Linked DNA regions of Homo sapiens: regions 1 and 2 are each linked to region 3. The links are chromatin contacts, found by Hi-C or POLR2A ChIA-PET in ENCODE. All regions are on one chromosome and are shown on one strand. Each heading gives the region's core, a stretch centred on a gene start or an enhancer-like site at or near the end of the contact. The rest is flanking DNA. Distances are from core to core; before and after follow the strand shown. Region 1 holds the start of HNRNPH1 (heterogeneous nuclear ribonucleoprotein H1). Region 2 holds the start of RUFY1 (RUN and FYVE domain containing 1). Region 3 holds the start of RNF44 (ring finger protein 44).

Region 1 (3,161 bases), core at 186-2,685, 3.1 Mb before region 3:
CCTGCCTGCTCCATCTGCATCCCCCTCACATCCAGCAAGAGTTTTCCTTTACACAGGGTTTACGGCTCCCCTGCTGATCACCTGCCAAAGCCTTCTCTCGGAGATAACACCCTTGCCAAGGCCTAAGTGGCCTTTGAAGATCAGGCCCTGCTTAGCTCTGGGCTCCTGTCTTTCTTTTGATGTCCTCTCTACTTTTTCTCAAACCTGTCAAAACTGGATTCGGACTCTGTGGCACTGGGGTTGGAAACATGCTTTGTCCGCATCTTCCCAGGGTGGCACTCAGGCTTGCACTAGCTAAGGTAGCTCTGCGGCAGGGTCCAGCACTACCTTATTGTTAATTTGTGTATTGTCTGTGTCCACTAAAGCTGGGGTGAGGAAGGCAGCCAAATCAGACATGGGGAGGCCTGGGAGGCTACGGCATCTTAGGTTTTGGGCAGTGCTGCTAGAAACCACGAACATTAGTCATCTCGCAGCATGTGTGCACATGGGGTGACCCGGGGGCCTCCTCGAATGCAGCGTCTACGCCTGGTGAATGGACGCACTCTTACCAATTCTGCTCTGGGAGATGCAGCGGTAACCTACCGAGCGCAGAGGCCGGCGCGCACCCGTGGAGCCCGCGCTCGCGATCCCTCCTCGTGCCAGGGCCCCAGGGCAGTCAAGGCCTGCCGACCGTTAGGCGGGTCAAGGGGTACACAGGGTGCGAATTCGTTAGGCAAAAGCTGGGTACAGGCGCGAGCCACAGGCACGGAAACCTCGCGCCGACCGGGGCCCTAGGCCCGACGACGGCAGGTAAGGGGAAGTGGAGGCACACAGGGCTGGGACGTGCCCCAGGCACCATACGGGTGGCTTCGGGCGCGGGACGTCCGCAGCCCCGCAGCTCCCAGGACGTTCGACAATCTGCAGCTGACCAGCTTCGGCCGGTTTGGGGATAAAGGGAAGACAGGCGGCGCGGGGAGTGGGAACGCCTGAAGGCCGCGCCCCTCCTTTCAGGTCGGCCAGGAGCGCGCCGGTAAGAGCCTGGGGGCAAGGGGTAGAAAGACGCCCACCTCATCACAACCCAGAGCTCGGGACTCCTATACAGTCCCATAGGGAACAGGCGGCCGCCATTCCCCTCCCCCACGCTGGCGGGTAAGGCTAGAGAACGGTTTCAAGGAAGACGCATGCGCATGAAATAATTATAAACCGCTAGGACTCCGAAGTTCAATATTCGCGGGAAGGCGCAGGCGCAACAAAAAGCCCGGCGGGTTTATGGGTGGGGGTGCTGAGCCCAAAACCCAAGCGTGTAATAATCCGCCGGCGGGAGGTGGGCTGGCTCTTGAAATTACGCATGCGCCAGAGCTCTTTGTGACGCAACGGGGCGGTGCGGGCAGCTGGCTGCGCGTGCGCAGAACTCGCACAAGGGACCTTATTTAGGTTGCGCAGGCGCCCGCTGGCCATTTCGTCTTAGCCACGCAGAAGTCGCGTGTCTAGGTGAGTCGCGGTGGGTCCTCGCTTGCAGTTCAGCGACCACGGTGGGTACCGTTTTTGCGAGGATTGTTTGTCCCCATATCTCTGGGAGGGCCACGGGGACCTTGGCGAGCTGCAGGCTGCCGTCGAGAGCCGCGAGTGGTTCGCTGAATCTCGGCACCGCCGCTGAGGCCTGCAGGCCGCGCCGACTCTATTGTGTGAGAAGTCGGAGGAGGCGGAGCGGAAGCGGCCGCCGCCATTTCCTTTCCTCTACGCTGGCTCTCGGCCCGGGCCCCCACGGTTCGGGGCGCCGACAGCTGTTGCTCAGGACAGCTTTGGGGGTCCGGTCGCCGGACGAGGAGGTGTTGGAGTCGCCGGGGTGGGTGCATCCGCCCGGTTTTTGCTCCGTGGGGGGGCGGTGCGGGCCCGGGCGCGCCTCGGAGGCGAAGGACAGCTTAATTGGCGCTCTCAGTTCTGGTCCTCCCCGCTTTGCAGTTTGTTTCGACGCCGGACCGCGTAAGAGACGATGATGTTGGGCACGGAAGGTGGAGAGGGATTCGTGGTGAAGGTCCGGGGCTTGCCCTGGTCTTGCTCGGCCGATGAAGTGCAGAGGTTTTTTTCTGGTGAGTTAGAACTAGGACGCGGGAGTTCGAGTTCGAGGCCGGGGCGGGCGGGCTGGCGGGCGGCCGGGCTGGGGCGGGGCGGGGCGGGGCGGGCCGGGCCGGGCCGGGCCGGGTGGGACCCGGGGCGCCCCCTGGCGAGGCGCGGGCGACTACACTCACCGCTGTGCTGCTCGCGCCCGGCGGCCCGCTGTTACGCAATGGAAATTTCGAAAGCCCCGCCCGTCCTCCTGGCCCTTGGGGGAGTGCGGCAGGTTTGGCAGACTTTGTTTTCTTTACCTATCTTTGAACACCAGCTTTTCTTTTATGGGTGTCTTTTTTTCTTTTTCTTTTGAGTTGGAGTCTCTGTCACCCAAGCTGGAGTGCAGTGGCGCGTTCTCGGCTCACTGCAACCTCCGCCTCCTGGGTTCAAGCGATTCTCCTGCCTCAGTCTCCCGAGTGTCTGGGACTAGAGGCGCGCACCGCCACGCCCGGCTAATTTTTGTATTTTTAGTAGAGACGGGGTTTCACTATTTTGGCCAGGCTGGTCTCGAACATCTGACCTCAAGTGATCCGCCCACCTCGGTTTCCCAAAATGCTGGGATTACAGGCGTGAGCCACCGCGCCTGGCCCGGGTGTCTTTTTTCGAAAGGATAAATTGGCATAGGTGGGATTTCCTCCTCAATCTTGAGAAAATGGCCGAGTGATTAGACAAATAATAGTAATGTTTTGCAATATCTTGAAGTGTAACCTCTTGTTTCCAGTTTTGGTGTTTTCTTAAAAAGGAGCATTCTTCGGAAAGTTAAAATGTCACGTCTTAATTTCAGTTTTCCTAATCAAGATTTGATAATTGAAGAGTGTTTTCTTATCTAGTTCTTAATCTGGCTCACTATACAGTTGAAGACACTGAAGCCCAGGGAAGTGTTTTTGCAGTACATAGGTTTCCTGAATATTTTCTATCAGAATGTCCTTGTTCCTATTATTAGACTGGGAAAAAGAAATTAGACTGATTAAAATTCTATTTGGATGAAATTAACAGCTTTTGGCAAGACGTTTGTAGTATTGACTTACTATCTGAATTTAGCGTTGGTAACGGAAAGCGACCTGTAAAACAAG
Region 2 (3,100 bases), core at 279-2,778, 3.0 Mb before region 3:
GCGATTCTCCTGCCTCAGCCTCCTGAGTAGCTGGGACTACAGGTGCATGCCAACACACCCAGCTAATTTTTTGTATTTTTAGTAGAGACGGGGTTTCACCATGTTGGCCAGGATGGTCTCGATCTCTTGACCTCGTGATCCACCCGCTTCGGCCTCCCAAAGTGCTGGGATTACAGGCGTGAGCCACCGCTCCCGGCCGAGGAACTCAATTTTTAATTCAATTTAAAAGTACTGAATTTCAATTGATTCAGTTAGAAATTGAGGAATCCGGCCGGGCGCGGTGGCTCAAGCCTGTAGTCCCAGTACTTTACGAGGCCGAGGCAGGTGTATCACAAGGTCAGGAGTTCAAGACCAGCCTGGCCAAGATGGTGAAACCCCGTTTCTACTAAAAATATGGGAGGGGGGTGGGGGCGGGGAACTTAGCCGAGCGTGGTGGTGGGCACCTGTAATCCCAGCTACTCGGGAGGCTGAGGCGGGAGGGAGGATCGCTTGAACCCGGGAGGCAGAGGGTGCAGTGAGCCGAGATCGCACCACTGCACTCCAGCCTGGGCGACAGAGCAAGACCCGGTCTCAAAAAAATAAAAATAAATAAAAACAAAAACACACACACAAAAACATATGCGTGCTGTTGTATTGGATAGCACAGCTCTGGATGTCTGGCGTTAGAGGGCTAAGTTACTTAACTCTTACTATCACTGATATGCTGGCACTCTGTTCATTACAAGGGCTGAAAAGGTCTTTAAGAGATCATCGGGTGACTTTAAAATCCCCATCTCACAGGCAGAGGTGAGCGGAGGCGCCGCTGGTCCGCTGCGCGCAGGGCCCACGCCCTCCCAACACCCGCCGGCGCTCCACTCCCGCACTGAACGGCTGAAAAGCAGAACAGTGCTGGCTCCGTTTCGTGTGTGGAGTTACTACAGAGTTCCGAAGCCCGGACGCGCACACGTCCTTCACCTAGTTAGTGGGAGAGCATAGAGGCGCGGGTGCGGGAGCGCGCTCAGGCACGCGGGGCTGCGGGGGGCGGTCTCGGCTGGGCCGCCGGAGTAAAGACCCAGGCGCAGCCAGGCGCCGCCCGCCCGCCAACAGCTCGCGTAACCTCCCGGAACGGCCAGTGCCCTCCCAGCCCGGCCCCCACCGCGCCCGCGCCGGCGGCCAGCGGGGACACGCGAGTCCGCCGCGGGACAGACCCGGCCCGAGCCTACCTGCGCGCGCCGTGCCGTCCCCGCTGTCCCCGCCGCCCAGCCCCGCGGCCGCGCGCAGCGCGCTCCCGCAGCTCGCCGACAGGTTCCCGGTGGCCCTGCGTGCCAGGGTCAGGATGGGCGCCGACCAGCCCTCGGCCGCCCGCGGCCTCGTTGCGCTCCGCAGGTCGCCTGGGCCGGGCAGCTGGCTTCGGTCCACGATCTCAAACTCTTCTCCCGGCTCAAGCGCTGACCCGGGCCCCGGCCCCGGCTCCAGCTCCGGCTCCAGCTCCCGCCCCCGCCCAGCAGCGCAGCCGCCTTCCCGGTCGGCCATCTTGGCCGTGTCATGTGACCCAGCGGGCGGGCGGGCGCGGGGTGGGGGCGGGCGGGCATCGCCTTTGCCTTAGGTGGGGGAGATTTTTCTCCCTCTTCACCGCCTCGCCTTCCCTCTGTTTCGAAAGGTTCGGGAAAGTCCAAGTCATAACATAAAAAGTGTGCGTATTCCCGGCCGCCGGCAGGACCTGTTCGCGGGGAAGTTCCTCTTGAACTTTCTCCGAGGACAGTTGTGCACCCTGCCCGGCGCTTCACGGGGTTCCCTGGCCGTCGTTGTCTTTGTGACACCATTTCCTCTTTTAAATTTTCATTTCATGGTCTATATTTTCCACTTCGTCATTTTTCTGTAGCACTCATTAGAACAAGCCCCGAAAGGGCGACTAAGGAAACGCACAGGCGAGGCAGGAAAGCAGGAATTTTTTTTTTTTTTTAATCTAATGACTATGACGGCTTGGCAAGAAAGAGTGCACGATAGTGGACTGGAAATCAGAGGTGGCTTCTCCTATTGATTAGTTAAGTGGGATAACAAAAACCGACCTCATTATTAAATAAGATTTGCAGTAAGGACCACATGGCAGATGTTAGCGATTGTGACTACTATCTCTGGTATCCAACTGTGTGGCCTGGGTAAGTCACTATACACTCAGTCTGTTTCTTCACTTGGAAAAGAAAGGAATTTGAGTAAGTACAAAGGAAAATTTTGGCCGGGCGCGGTGGCTCACGCCTGTAATCCCAGCACTTCGGAAGGCCCAGGCGGGCCTTTAGTAGGACGAAACCCCGTCTCTACTAAAATACCAAAACAACAACAACAACAACAACAAAAAACCAGCCAGATGTCGTGGCGGGACAGCTCTACTCCTAGCTCCTTGGGGGGCTGAGAGTGGGAGGATCGCTTGAGCCCGGGAGGTCGATCCCACAGTGAGCGGAGATCATGGCCACTGCACTCCAGGCTGGGCGACAAAGTGAGACCCTGTCTCAGAAAAAACACTAAAATTTACTAGCACTTAACACTTTGCAAAGTGAGGCAACATGAGCCACACCAAACCAGCAGAGCTGTTTTGATTCCCAGAATGTTTACAAATCTTAAAACTTGTTGCCAATATTTAGAAATCAAAAGATTTCACATAAGAATCTGGATTTTAGCTTTCTCTGGAATCACTGGAATATTTGGTAACTCATGGCATATTCCCAGATGGCAACAAACTGTTGGGAATAAACTGTGCTGCCCCTTTAGACGCCCAGCTGCTCCCTGGACCTGTCTTGGTCCAGCCCACTTCACTAGGTTGCATGATATGTCTGGTCCCTGAAAGGCCAGTTCTCAGTGAAGGGATACCACTTCATCTAGGAGTGTTTTGGGAATTTGTGGAGTTGGTGTTTGAGTTGTGTAATGACTGAGGGCATACTACCAGTCTTTTTTGTTTGTTTGTTTTCGTACGGAGTCTCGCTCAGTCGCCCAGGCTGGAGTGCAGTGGCGCGATCTCGGTTCACTGCAAGCTCCACCTCCCGGGTTCACGCCATTCTCCTGCCTCAGCCTCCCGAGTAGCTGGGACTACAGGTGCCCGCCACCACGCCCGGCTAATTTTTTTTTT
Region 3 (2,828 bases), core at 313-2,812:
GTTTTTAAAAAAGAGCTAATGTGCAATATATACAATAGTCTATCCTACTGACCCAACTTCTCCCTTCCAGTTCTCCCTAAGGACAATTGTTAATCAGTTTCCTGTATACCCTTCCAGAAATATATGCAGATGTGGCATATGTCCAATTAAAGAAACCTGATACATACTGTTAGAACTGTTCAGCATCTTGGTTTCAATTTTTATATAAAATTTAGGATTACGAAATATACCAAAGCAGCATAGAAAATGAGCCCCCCATCCCCCTGCCCCATGGCCCACCACACAGGTTAACAGATGTTAACATTTTGCATTGGCGCCTTGTTTATGGCTGTCTTGGAGATAGCCCCGTGTCGCCTCCAGCTGCCTCTTTGTGGTAACTGCCCAAGAGTCGTTATTGATTATATGCATGCACCCAATATTCATTATTCGACCTGTTCCAGCTCTTGGATATTTAGCAAATTACTGATTTTCTGCTTATATAATTGTGGTGGAGGTAATACCCCATTTTGTATAAATTTTGCCCGGGTGGGTGGGCTTCGAGGCAAAGGAGAACGAGGCTCGGCTTTGGATTAGGTTCACACTCCTGCTCCGCCACACTTCTAGTTGTGTGATCTGGAGTAAGGGAAGGCCCTCACTTTCCCCATCTGTAAAATGAACTGGCTATAGTAATCCCTCCGTCTCATAGCTGCTGAGAGGAATAGAAAACTAAAGTATAGACGCTTCACTGGGCTTAGTTCCCAGTTTCCCTGGCTAGGGAGGTCTCCGCGGGGACACCAAACTCTCAAGCCCAGCCTAGCAGCTAGAGCGCCCAGCGCCTGCACTTTTGCTTTAAACTACAACCTGTTCCCCGCCTCTCTTCCTCCACCGCCACGCTGGGGGCGTGGCGGTTAAATGTCTCTGTGACGTCAGCGCGAGCAGGGCCAATCTCCTTGCCCGGCAGACGTTAGCTCGTTTGCATGGGTGGTCCGCCATTGGTCTGTTGGGCAATCTGGGCCGTACCAGCTTTTTAAAGACGCCGTGTAGTATAAACAAGGAGAAGTGGGGCGGCCGGGCCATGATGTCAGCGCGGTGCTGCAGCTCTTGGGGGTGACGTCATCTCCGGGAAGGTGGCCGGCCCAGGGTTGTTAGAGCCAGCATAACCACTTGGGCCGCTCTCGCCCCGTCAGAGGTCAGACCCATTGCACTTCAGTATCTCAGGCGGCACCCTGTCCCCGAGGAGGGGACCATGACACAGTAAGTCCGTACTGCCGGTTCTCCTGGCGGGACCCATTTCTTCGGCAGGGAAACTGAGCCTCAGAGGCGCGAGTAGTTAGCGAGTTTGCATAGCAAGTTCGAGTTGCAGCCGATCGGTTTTGCCCACCCTGGGGTCTCCCCATCTTTATGTCAGGATATGCGGCCCCGCCCCTTGCTTTTGACTATGGCTGCGGTCCCTTTAAGTGCGAAGGTGGGGGCGAGGAGGAGGTTAAAAAAATTCAAGATGGTGGCCCACTAGTCACGTGCGTGGTCGCGGCGAGTGATTGGCTCTCAGGGCGGAGCTCCCGGCGCGGGGCGGGGCCCCTGCGGGCTTGCAGCGGGCTACTGTTTGCCGGAGCCTCCCGGCGCGCCCCCGCGAGCCCCCTCCCGTCTGGCGCGCGACCCCGCCGCTTCGAATGTTGTGAATCAAATGTGGGGTTTGTTACATTCCGCTGCCGCCGCGGACAGTTCTTAAAGGGCCAGCCGCCGGCTGCCGCGCAGACCCAGCTGCGTCCTGCGCCGCCTCCCGCTCCCTGAGGGCCTGGGCCGAGAGAGACTGATCGCGCGTGGGCCTCGCGAGGCAGACGCCGTCGGGCGGACAACAAAGAGAGAGGCCCCGGAAGGAGCCGGGCTGCCCCCGGACCCGGGGGTGGGGAGGGGAGCACATTGTTCCGCAGGGCGGGAGCTCTTAAAGGATCCAGACAGGCACCCCCCCCCTCCCCCGCCCCCTGCCCAGTTTGGCCGTCCTAGATCGGGAACAAAGGAGTCAACGTGTGGCCGGGCGGCCAAAGGTGAGTCGGTGCCAGGGCCCCCAACTTCCTATTCCCCCACCCATGGACCTTCTGTTCCCCTCCCCTGGGAATGGGGGCCGTGATCTAGGTGGCTCCGTAGGGGTTAATCACGGGCGGTCCAGACTGCGGGCAGCGAGACCCCAGGGATCAGGAACCCCCCCCAAGGCCCCCCGTGGCCGGGCCGTATCTCCCCTCTCCTGCAGCTGAGCGCTGCGGTTGGAGAGGAAGGAGCCGCCCCCCTCCCCCTGCGGCCGCCACTTCCTTTGTTGTTGCTTTTGTCTCACGCCGAGCACATGGTCCGGGATCCTCGGCTCTTAAAGTCGCAGCGTTCTGGCCCCTGCGCTGCAGTCTCGCCTCCCGCCCCCGGTGTCCCTCCGAGAGCGGCGCAAAAGAGTAGGAAGCGGACGAGGGAGGCCCCTCTCGGGGCTGTGTCCGCGCCTCGGCCCCCCAGCACTATGCCTGGGGAGGGGTGGCTGGGTAAGCTTCCCAGAGCCCCACAGCGTGCACTTGGCCCGCGTTGGGGAGCCCCCCCTTCCCCAGGACCCTGGTTTCCTCCCCCACTAGTGTGACCACCTGGTTTCTTCTGGACTCTTCTGGTTTTATTTGGGCGCTGTGGGAAGGAAAGATTTCCACCCCCATTTTATAGCTGTGCCAACTGAGGCGCTCAGAAGCAAAGGGATTTCCTTGACCAAGGTCACTAGGGAGTCTTCTCTCCTAGTCTGGTGGTCCGGCCCTCAGCGGCCTCCAGGCACCACACGTTGGGAAGCTCTGCTTGCGCTGGGCAGAGCCTGCTTGTTTCGGGTG

Evidence for each region. A loop is a pair of places that touch in the nucleus more often than their neighbours do. ChIA-PET counts read pairs that join two places held with the same protein, here RNA polymerase II (POLR2A). Pooled maps may share reads with other maps.
Region 1: a loop to region 3 is called in a map of CD4-positive, alpha-beta T cell, with 6 times the contacts of the local background. The contact joins the promoter of HNRNPH1 here to the promoter of RNF44 in region 3. A Hi-C loop is called at or near these places in 3 of 168 maps with a recorded cell type or tissue (B cell, CD4-positive, alpha-beta T cell and CD8-positive, alpha-beta T cell), 4 of 37 single-sample maps with no recorded cell type and 12 of 50 pooled maps. POLR2A ChIA-PET finds 5 or more read pairs at or near these places in 3 of 52 experiments (CD4-positive, alpha-beta T cell, CD4-positive, alpha-beta memory T cell and activated T-cell).
Region 2: a map of OCI-LY7 shows a loop between it and region 3 (30-fold over the local background). The contact joins the promoter of RUFY1 here to the promoter of RNF44 in region 3. A Hi-C loop is called at or near these places in 3 of 168 maps with a recorded cell type or tissue (OCI-LY7, ascending aorta and naive thymus-derived CD4-positive, alpha-beta T cell), 1 of 37 single-sample maps with no recorded cell type and 15 of 50 pooled maps.

Annotation. Positions count from the first base shown.
Region 1 is chr5:179,621,945-179,625,105 of GRCh38, reverse strand. It overlaps HNRNPH1 (heterogeneous nuclear ribonucleoprotein H1), which reads left to right and starts at 1,435. Exons shown (of 14, transcript NM_001257293.2): 1 at 1,435-1,511; 2 at 1,942-2,069. The coding sequence starts at 1,973. The region is part of intron 4 of LOC128966623 (a long non-coding RNA gene); the gene reads right to left. RefSeq lists enhancers at 1-608, 609-1,394, 1,144-1,438, 1,494-1,663.
Region 2 is chr5:179,548,982-179,552,081 of GRCh38, reverse strand. RUFY1 (RUN and FYVE domain containing 1) reads right to left here and starts at 1,528. Exons shown (of 18, transcript NM_025158.5): 1 at 1,203-1,528. The coding sequence starts at 1,512. All of the region lies in intron 4 of LOC128966623 (a long non-coding RNA gene), which reads right to left. It overlaps LOC105377762 (a long non-coding RNA gene), which reads left to right and starts at 1,578. Exons shown (of 4, transcript XR_941315.4): 1 at 1,578-2,138. RefSeq lists a silencer at 894-1,603.
Region 3 is chr5:176,536,136-176,538,963 of GRCh38, reverse strand. RNF44 (ring finger protein 44) reads left to right here and starts at 1,562. Exons shown (of 11, transcript NM_014901.5): 1 at 1,562-2,024. It overlaps LOC124901143 (a long non-coding RNA gene), which reads right to left and starts at 1,035. Exons shown (of 2, transcript XR_007059071.1): 1 at 841-1,035. RefSeq lists enhancers at 569-748, 989-1,428 and silencers at 1,539-1,798, 1,879-2,068.